Regions from separate parts of the Homo sapiens genome. Here region 1 is linked to region 2. The links are chromatin contacts, found by Hi-C or POLR2A ChIA-PET in ENCODE. All regions are on one chromosome and are shown on one strand. Each heading gives the region's core, a stretch centred on a gene start or an enhancer-like site at or near the end of the contact. The rest is flanking DNA. Distances are from core to core; before and after follow the strand shown. Region 1 overlaps SATB1-AS1 (SATB1 antisense RNA 1). Region 2 holds the start of SATB1 (SATB homeobox 1).

Region 1 (5,073 bases), core at 1,237-3,736, 74 kb after region 2:
CCATTTAATTTTGTTTTCTCCCAATCCTGGCCACAGCACTTTTTTCTCCTTTTAGCTATTCATTGAGAAAACATGAGAAATAAGGGAGGCTTCAAGAATGGTTTGAGGTAGTATGTCCATCCCCCAGGTTGAAGAGTACTCTGCCATTTGGTTTTGGTGGCTTCTCCTTGCCTTATGTTTATCTAGGTCTCTGGCTTCAGATCTGGCATACACACAACATCTGTGTGTATGTTGTATGTGTATTTTAGATGGTTGTCTTCAATTAGAGAATAATACTTCTGAGGTGGCATCTCAGGCATAGTCATTTTTTAAAGGAGTTCTTACTTTCTGGGTATGTTTTGCTTAGAGATAAATATGTTTATCCTCCGTTTTAACACCAAAGAGATGGCTGTAAAAACAGTTGGATCCAAATGTTAAAAGTAAAATGGGAAATTCTCTTTGAGCAGAGTGTGCAAGGAAAGCAATATTTTTGTACAGTTTGCTATTGTTTTATGAATCTTTAGTATAATAACACCCTGATGTTTTACTCAGCTCATTTATGTGTCTGCATATTCACTCCGAAATCCAAAATGTCATTTCAAACATTCCCAGACATGTTAATTCCTTTAAGTTGGTGTCAACTATTTCATATTTCCCAACTTTATCAAGGTATAATGGAATGAATTACAATTTCTAGTTCTTAGAAACAGCTAGAAAATTTGTTCAGCTTGGTGTTTAAAAAAAGCAAATGGCCAGTCCTTAGTTTCTGCTTCCTCAACAGTTTATGACTTTGCAGGAGTTATTTCAATGACTTCTCTTGGTAACTGCCAAGCCATCTCCTGCATTTGATTTAGTTTCTAGGAGACATTTTCTAGAAAAAGAAGAGAATGCTTGCAACAAAGATGGCAAATAGAATTACTGAATGTAACCCTTTCCCTGTAGGAATCTTGATGGGAGTAAGCAAATGTTTGATTGGTTTCACCAACCTGGGTCAAGTTGCTATGTGGGTGACTCTCACCTGGAGATCTGGTGTGAGAGACTGAATACTGAAGTCTTGAGAGCATGGTGGGAATGAAGGGCTGAGACAAGGGCACCAAACTCAGAAGAACTTAAAGCAATGTCAGGAGCTGAGATGTGGAACCTGGAAGCTAAGGAGAGCATGACAGTTTGGGCTGAAGTCCAGGTGGTCAGACAGAAATTCAGTGTGCATGTAGTTATGGGCATTCTAAGGTTAGGTTGGATTCATTTATAGGACTTTTGGGTGAGCCTAAGACACAAGATTCACATTGGCTAAACCCACTTACTATATCTTAGGATAACAAATTTTATCCTTTACATAAAGATAGTATCTTTAATTTGTTTCAAAACTATGTCTTGAGCTTCATAATGCATTGAAGAAGGGGATGAGATTAAGTTTAGAATATGCTCTATTTCCTGTTGCAGGATTTAAATTATGAATGAATGAGTGTGTGAATTAGATCTATTTATAAGTTAACTGTCTCCATCTCCTTTGTTTATAAAATAGCTTTATGTGTTGATTTCATGACAGAAAAACTCAGCCTTGAAGGTTTTCCCAACAAAACTATAACTTTCACTTAAGTTTTTCATTTTCTGACTCCCATACACCCCCAACCCACCCTCACAAACACACACACACACACACACAAGCACACATATTTTACAGTTAAGTATAAGATATCCCTCTGGAATTTCATTTTTTAGGGTTCTCTAAATTTTTTCAAGCTTCTCTCTTTTTTTAAACTTCTGTTTTTGGTTCTATTCCCAGAACCCATATACACCTCACCCAGAGTTTACCTCGAATCCACTAATTTACTGCCCTAGTCATGAAATGTAACTTATTCAATAGGTGAGGTTTTTTTTCCTCCTGAGAATCCCAAAAAGAAAAATCATGAAAATTGCATTTATTGGTCAGAATTTCCACGTTTCAAAGTTCTGATATTTTAGTATCTGATCAGGAGAGAAAAAAGTCTTTCACATGGAAATTAAATGATTTATACAAATTAGTTTGAAATTTGAGATAGAAATAAGATCATTGAAATATATTCAGAGATTTAGCCTGAAAATAACTGAGTCTTGAGGTCATCATCTGAAACAATGTGCCTTATTATTTTGAAATAATTATAAAGATGGTTCGAGTAAGCCTATAGTTCTAGAAAATTCCTTATAGAGTTACTATAAATACTGAACAGTAGTCTTTGAATCATGGGGATGAATGGGTTTCATATAAGTCATTCACAAATGGCTCAGTGGACAAATTTTATCTCAGAAAGAGAATGCCCCATAGGAGTTAAAATTATCATGGCTGAGAATTCCTAGATGATGTCACCAGAATCTGAAAACACTACTGTGGATGCAATAATGATGCTATCTGCATTTTCTGGGTCTAACTTCTGACAAGGAATCTGAGTTTTCTGGCAAGCAGAATGCACATCAGAGTACACAAGGGGCATGTCTTGGCAACTTCCACCTGAGCACACATGCACGGCTTCCTGTTTTGGTCTGATAGCTTCCCCTGGGCTTTTGTTAATGCAAAATTACCCACACAGAGATGGGTTGCCCATGCAAAAGAGTAGGTGTCTTATTTTGGGAAAGTTTGCTTCACATTATCTTTGTTGTTTTATTCTACTAACCCTATTTCCTCTTTTATTTTACACTAGCGTTTTAAATTCACTTCATTTGTCTGTGAGAAATACTTCCCCCCGCCCCCTCACTTCTTAGGCTTATTTCTCTTGTTATCTGTTTTCTTTTTCTTCTCTAGGCACTGCCTTATTACTGCTTCATTTGTTTGCAATATTAATGTCTGCTAAAATGTCTTAAGATATACAATGTTAATTCATTTGCTCAATGATTTAAAAATATTTGTGAGTCTCTCACTCCTCCACATGTACATATACCTTGGAGGTAGGACAAAGGTGCCTTAAATATTCATTGTACTTTCAGGTTTATACAGTTTGGGTTGGGAGTTATACTTTCACAAACTGTGGTACAAAAATAAAAAGTGATGGCTTCTATAAAAGGTAATGATGAAATGCTATGAGGCATTTTCTCATGTGCTTTTTGGTCATTTTGTGTGTGCGTATATATATATTCCTTTGTGAAGTGCCTGTTCAAATCTCTTGCCCATAATTTTCCACTGGATTAAAAAAATTGCATTATAGAAATTGTTACATAGTCTAGGTACAAGTCCTTTGCATGTATATATTATATGTACATACATGTGGCTTTTAAACCTATTTTCTTACGATTTTAATTTCTGTGAAGTCTACTATATCTTTATGCTTTTCCTTTAATAGTGAGTGCTTTCTGTGTCTTGTAAAAGGAATTTTTTGTTATTCTTAAGTCACTAAGATATATGCCTGTGTTTTCTTTGATGTCTAGGTCTACATAATAAATCATTAGAGAAATGTGAATTAAAACCAATGAGTTATTACTACAGAGTCACTAGAATGGCTACAACTAAAAGACTGACAATACTAAGTGTTGTTGAGGATGTGAAACAAGTGGAATCACCATACACTGATAATGAGAGTATAAAATGACAAAACGACCTAGGAATTAGTCTGGCAATTTCTCATGTAAACATACACCTGTCCTACGACTCACCATTTATGCTTTTAGGTTTTACTAAAAAGAAGTGAAGACATGTGTCAACAAAAAGATTTGTACAAGAATGTTTAAAGCATCCTTATTCATAATAGCCAGTCACTCCAATGTCCATCAATAAAACAGTAGATAAACAAACTTTGGTTTATTCATATAATAGAATATTACTTGGCAATAAATATATACAAATTACTGATATACATAAATAATATAAATTATTCTCAAAATGCTGAGCTAAAGAAGTTTTCCACAAAAGAGTATATGCTATATGATTTCATTTATATGAAGGGCCAGAATAGGTAAAACTCACCTGTGATGAAATAAAGCAGTGGTTCTGTGGTCTGAATGTTTGTGTCTCTCTCAAATTCATATGTTGAATCTACTTACCAGTGTGATGACATTAGGAGGTGGGGACTTTGGGAGGTGATTAGGTCAGCAGGACAGAGCCCTCATAATTGGGATTTACTGCCCTTAATCCCAATTAAAAGTTTCCAGAAATCTCTCTTGCTCCTTCCACCAAGTGAAAAAAACAGCAAGAAGGCACTATCTATAAATCAGAAAACAGGCCCTCACCAGACATTGAATGTGCTAGTGCCTTGATCTTGGACTTTCCACCCTCCAAAGCTGTGAGAAATAAATGTTGTTTATAAGTCATTCAATTTGTAATATTTTGTTAGGGCAGTGTTATGCTGACTGTAACAAGCGGGGATTGACTGGAACAAACAAGGAGGAAATGTGCTTGAGCAATGGAAATGTTATATATATAGATAGGAGTGTGAGTTATACAACAGTTTATCTTCATCAACACTGGGGGAATGCACATTTAAGATTTGAGCATTTCATTGTATGCAAATAATACCTCCTTAAAACAATGAAAAAGTTCTAGAGGGCAGATTTTGCAATTAATTGATTAGAAATATGGCATATTGGTTTACATATTGGGTTATACTCAGAGTCTCAAACCATAGTTCTGAAACTTATTAGCTGGCAAAGTCTGGTAAGTAACATAACCTCCCTGAACTTGTTTTCCCTTTGCACAGCTAGAATAATACCTTCTTTAAGAGATGTTATAGGAATGTATGTAAAAGGCTTATCACAAGGGCTGACATAAGAAATTACTTTATTGACTAATTCTCCTCCTTTTTGTCCTTCTTCTTGTTTATTACTTAGTAAAGTGTCAAATATGGCTGTCAGGTTTTGGTTGCTGCTGTTTGTGAAGATGATAAATTGTTAACAGAAATACAGAGCACACTAGTAAGATCATACCTGGGAGAGAATAATGAGTCATCTAATGAATTTGAGACAAATAGGGATGTCCTGAATGTAGTGTCAATAATGGGTCTTGAATTTGGGAGAGAAATCAGAAAAGGAGCTTTGGATCTGAGGTGTGCTGAACAGATACACCAGATCTCTGGGGATGGGAAGGGTCTGGAAAGGTGTGACTTGTAGTATTTGCTGGTTTCCATGCTG
Region 2 (4,601 bases), core at 1,886-4,385:
TTTGATATAGCTTGTTTTTGTTGTAAATTCTTACACTGGAGCTATTTAAATCTGGATTTGTTGAAAGCCAGTTTGTATTAGCATGGCTTTTCTGTAAATATTTTTTCTTCTGTTTAACCATAGCCTACTTCTTACCATATAATCAAGAAAAGGGGGGCAGCAATGTTAATCTGGAAGTTTAAAAGCAACCTTAAGAATGCCAATTGAAGAACTATAAAGTTTGAGAAAAATTAATGGCTATTTATCTTTGTACTCCAGAGTGGCACACTGAGAACTAAAGGTTTACCGTTGATAGAGGTCCCATCTGTTTTTGGTTATGAGGTTCATTAACAATAAATGTGCCTTTTTAAACCACTTTTTAGCAAGATTACTCTTTTCCATTATATTAAACTGCAGTCTAAAGCCAAAATTAGAAAGAGATGATTATTAACTTATTCAAAACACTCTTTATAACGTTTCATGTGGATAACACAGAGCTTTTTCTGAAATTGGTTGCCTCATCCTAGAGCAGAAGATGAATTTTAAAACATATGATTTGAAAAGAAAAATCTTTAGCCCTTGGGGCAATTTAAGAGGAAAAAAAGGGAGGGGGTGTAGACAACAGCATCAAAGTTAATGCTATAAAACATATTAAGTAATCATGAGGCTTAACAACACTAGAAACTGTACAGCAAATGAAAGTGATACATTATAATTTAATGTATTGACAATCTAAAGTATCATATAGGTCATGAAAAACTGTCCTTTGAATACCCACCTATAAGCATCTATTAAACACTAAGTCGTGGTGTAAAAAGCTTTACATTACAAACCAAAATTAAATGCGCATAAAACACCCAATTTACTCATTTTAACTCTATGCCCGGGCTAAAGTTCACCAAACCTCAGTTTGGGATTGAAAAGAGCAACCTCCAACAGGCCTGCTTGGATGACAGCAGCAGGAACTAACTATGGTCTCAACAGATGCCAGGCTGAAGAGTTTCTTTTGAGTTACACGTTACAACCCATTTTAGTGCAATGTCTGGTTGCCACACAGAAAGCAAGCTACTTTCTGAAAATCCCATTTATCTGCCCATAAACTAAGACCATATATGATAATTACTGAATAAAACAGTGAACTCAGTAACAACAATTATTTCCTTTAAAAGGAAAGAAAATCTCGAAATTCTAGTTTTTTAGGAACCGATTTTTTGCAAAGCGAGATCCTTTTCAATGAGTTTCTAGCTGGATCGCCTCCTTCGCCCCCACACAACCCCATAATCACATTTTAAGATTGTGCCCTTATCCATTCCATATGGCCGGCACGATCCAGGCCAAGCTTTCACTGTGACCTTTTAAAGAGACAAAGAAGCAAAGTACTATCTAGAAACAGAAACACTGCAGTTTTACTGAGTGAAATTAGCAAAACCGACCTGAAACTCACCACTTCAAAACTTGACAGCACATAAATAACAAAAACAAAGGAGATTTCCTTTGCAGCCCGGGTTCTTGAAGAGAAGTTCAAGACTGATGTTTTCTATGTCCTTTTTTTTTTTAATTAAAAAAAAAAAAATAAAAAAGCAGCAGACCTGAAGGCGACTTCCCCTGAAATTGTATTATTTTCCTTTCCCCTACCCCCGCCCCCCTAAGCGGGGGAAGGGCAGAAATAAACGTCTAGAAGAGTAGCCATGAGAAAGGGGTTTAAAAAAAAAATCACAATTCGAAAACCAACATATAGGGGTTTGTAAAATGTCTAACCTCAGAGAACAGGGTTTGCGATGGGGAGGAGGGGAGAGTGGGAAGCAGGGAGGAGGAAGAAGATAAAATTGATCTGACAAGTGATTCGTTGGGGGGAAATCGTAAAAACAAAGCAAAACCCGTTATGAGCTGTACACTGTGATGGTGCTGGGGAAACGACGTGGTGACTGAGGATTCTCTTAAAAAAAAAAAAATCACTGCGGACAAGGTCTCCAAAAAGGAAAAAAGGTCTCTTCGCGTCTCTCCCTCCCTCCTGCTCACTCGGGTTCTTCGGTGTGAGGACAGAAAGTCTACTTCTGGCTGTCACTTGCAATATTATTCTTCAATAACCCCGAATAACGCGCATTGGGAAGGCCACCTCGCCTCCCTTCCAATCACCCCCACCCCCCTCGCCAACAATCGCGACTAATATTAACAAACCTTAAACTTTTCCCCACAGCCTCGCACCCCCAACGAGGGCATCTAGCGGGGGACAGCGAGGGTGGGGGGCAGGGGGTCGCGAGAAAAGCCCCGGAAAGGCACTAAAATGCCACTTTTGATTCTGCCCTCGCTGACAACAGCCGCAAGGACCCTCTCCCTGCCCATTGACGCGGGGCTGTGAGCGTCTGGGGTCCCAGCAAGTGAGGAGAGAAGAGGTTCGGGGGGAGGGGGAGGAGGAGGAAGATCAGAAGGCACCCCCAGCCACCTCCACCGCCTAGGCAGCGACAAACTCCCCGCCCCCTCCCCCCAAAAAGTCGCCAAGCTCTCACTCGTCCAGAGTCCGAGGTAAACAACGAGCACCACAATGGCACTAGGACTTTGGGGGAAAAGAAACCCAGAAACCCCGACAAAACTGATCAGGAGTTTCCCGAAATGAAAGAGGGGGGCGGGCAGCGTCCTCTAGAGTCGCCCTGGCTTTCGGCTGGGCCCCCGGGCAGGATAGAGGGCGGCCGCGGCTGTTGTTGTTGTGACGAGGCCGGGTGTTGCTGGGTGGCACAGGGAGAGGTGTGTGTGTGTTTGTGTGTGTGCGTGAGTGTGAGCGCGAGTCCCCGGACGGGGCTGCTTCTCTCGCTCTCTCCCTCGCTAGCTCTACCCCTCGCTGCCGTCTCTGCCCCCATTAAATTATTAGTTGACTCATCCCGGCCGCTGTCGCTGCCGCCGCCGTGCCCCGCTCGGCTCCGCGCGTCCGCCCGGGCTGCAGCCCTCTCCGCCGCTGCTCCTGCTGCTGCTGCCGCCGCCGCCGCCGCTGCCGCTGTGGGTGCCTCTTCTTCCTCCTCCTCATTTTAATACAAAATCACCCCGCTCGCAGCCCCAGCCCCGAGCACGCAGCCTCCTCCCGGCCGCCCGCCGCCGCCCGGAGCCTTCCCCAGCGGGGCCGGCTCATCCGCCGCGTCCGGGGAACGGGAGCGAGCGAGAAAGTGGCGGCGGCGGCGGCGGCGGCGGAGGAGGAGGAGGGGGGAGGAGAGGAGGAAGGGGGTGCGGAGCCGAGGAGGAAGGCGGCGTGGGGGGGCAGGGTGCACGGAGCGGGCGGAAAAGGGATGGGGATTAAAACCCGGGCTGGAGGGCCGGGATTGGGGGAGGGGGCGGGGGCGGCGAGTTAAAAAGCCGAAAGACAAGTAACTAGTGAATGAGTGAGGGAATGGGGGGAGCGCACGATTTCCGGCCCCGGGCGCGCAAGAATTTGTAATGAGCTTGATTAGAGTGAGGCGGCCCGACATTTATTACACACAATACCCAGAATAACAGGGCGCTGTGCGAGGGCTAGCGCCGGCCGCCGCCAGACGCGCCAGGGAGGGCGCAGAGGGGAGGAGGAGAGGGGGCTTCCCTGGCAGCGTCCGCCGGAGCGGGGAGGGGAGCGCGCGGCGCGCGGGCGGCAGGGGCAGGTGTGTGAGTGGGAGGGAGGAGGGGCAGGACGGGCAGGACGGGCACGGGGGGCGGGGGGAAGGAAAATGACGGGGAGGAGGGGGCGAGGGCCAGGGGAGAAAACTAACCAACCACCCACACGCCACAAAAGCCACAAAAAGGAGTACGCCTGGAGCGTCGCAGAGGGACAGGCGAGGTGGGGGGACAGGGAGACGCACCGGCCCCGTGGGAGAAGGGCGCGGGTACGCAGGTGACAGGCGCTGAGGAATGAGGTAGGGAGCCATCAGGAAGTGGCTGGAGGGGTACAGACGGAAGGCAGTTCTCTCCGGGGAAGCGCGGAGGGTGCAGAAACGTGTACAGCAATAAAGGCCAGGAGCCTCGAAACGCTCGGAATGTTTATCCTCTAAGGAGGGTGGTCCTTAAACTATGAGGAGCCAACATTAGAAAGAACTGAGTAAGAGCGTTCTGTACTAGTCAGACGTTGGTTCAAATCGCCCTCACTTCTGAGCCATAGAATACTTTGGAAGAAGAAATACGTGGCCGAGTTAAACAAAATTTGGGTCACTTGAAAGAGACCTGACTTGTTATTATAAAGGAAAAGATGCCATCATTCTTCAAATAATTTACGCTAGGCAAAAGAGGAAAGTTTGGGTTGGTAAATACATCTGTTGTAGCAATAAACACTTCTGCTGTAATCTAGGGTAGGTTACCCAGTTAGATAAATGGTCATTACCACATAAGTATGATCCTATTATTTAGACAATCTATTAAATATAGTTCATGTAAAAATAAAGAATATTACAATGTAACCCAAAATAGAAATGCCTCATTTATCGCTTAGGTTTTAGTTCTACCATTTTAGCACCCTGAAGGCAGTTAATCATTAACAAAAAACAAGAATTATTTTTCAGAATTTGCTGGTAGGGAAAAGAGAAAAATCAGTCAGATAAACATTTTGTTACACATAAAAAAGCAACAAGTTAGCACAAGTACTGAGATAAAAGGGAAATTTGCAAATTAAG

The links. Hi-C counts contacts between places; a loop is a spot of excess contacts on that map. ChIA-PET counts read pairs that join two places held with the same protein, here RNA polymerase II (POLR2A). Pooled maps may share reads with other maps.
Region 1: a map of B cell shows a loop between it and region 2 (4-fold over the local background). The contact joins the enhancer-like site here to the promoter of SATB1 in region 2. A Hi-C loop is called at or near these places in 3 of 168 maps with a recorded cell type or tissue (B cell, HepG2 and OCI-LY7) and 3 of 50 pooled maps. POLR2A ChIA-PET finds 5 or more read pairs at or near these places in 2 of 52 experiments (B cell and activated CD4-positive, alpha-beta T cell).

What each region holds. Positions count from the first base shown.
Region 1 is chr3:18,496,990-18,502,062 of GRCh38, forward strand. The region is part of intron 4 of SATB1-AS1 (SATB1 antisense RNA 1); the gene reads left to right. Among named protein-coding and RNA genes, the nearest start is that of SATB1-AS1, 54 kb to the left of the region's middle. Within about 2 kb of position 2,487, at least 4 of the 41 ENCODE cell types and tissues checked have a DNase peak (open chromatin) inside an H3K27ac peak, as active enhancers do; they include B cell and OCI-LY7, where a contact is called at or near this core.
Region 2 is chr3:18,422,204-18,426,804 of GRCh38, forward strand. It overlaps SATB1 (SATB homeobox 1), which reads right to left and starts at 3,136. Exons shown (of 11, transcript NM_002971.6): 1 at 1,424-3,136.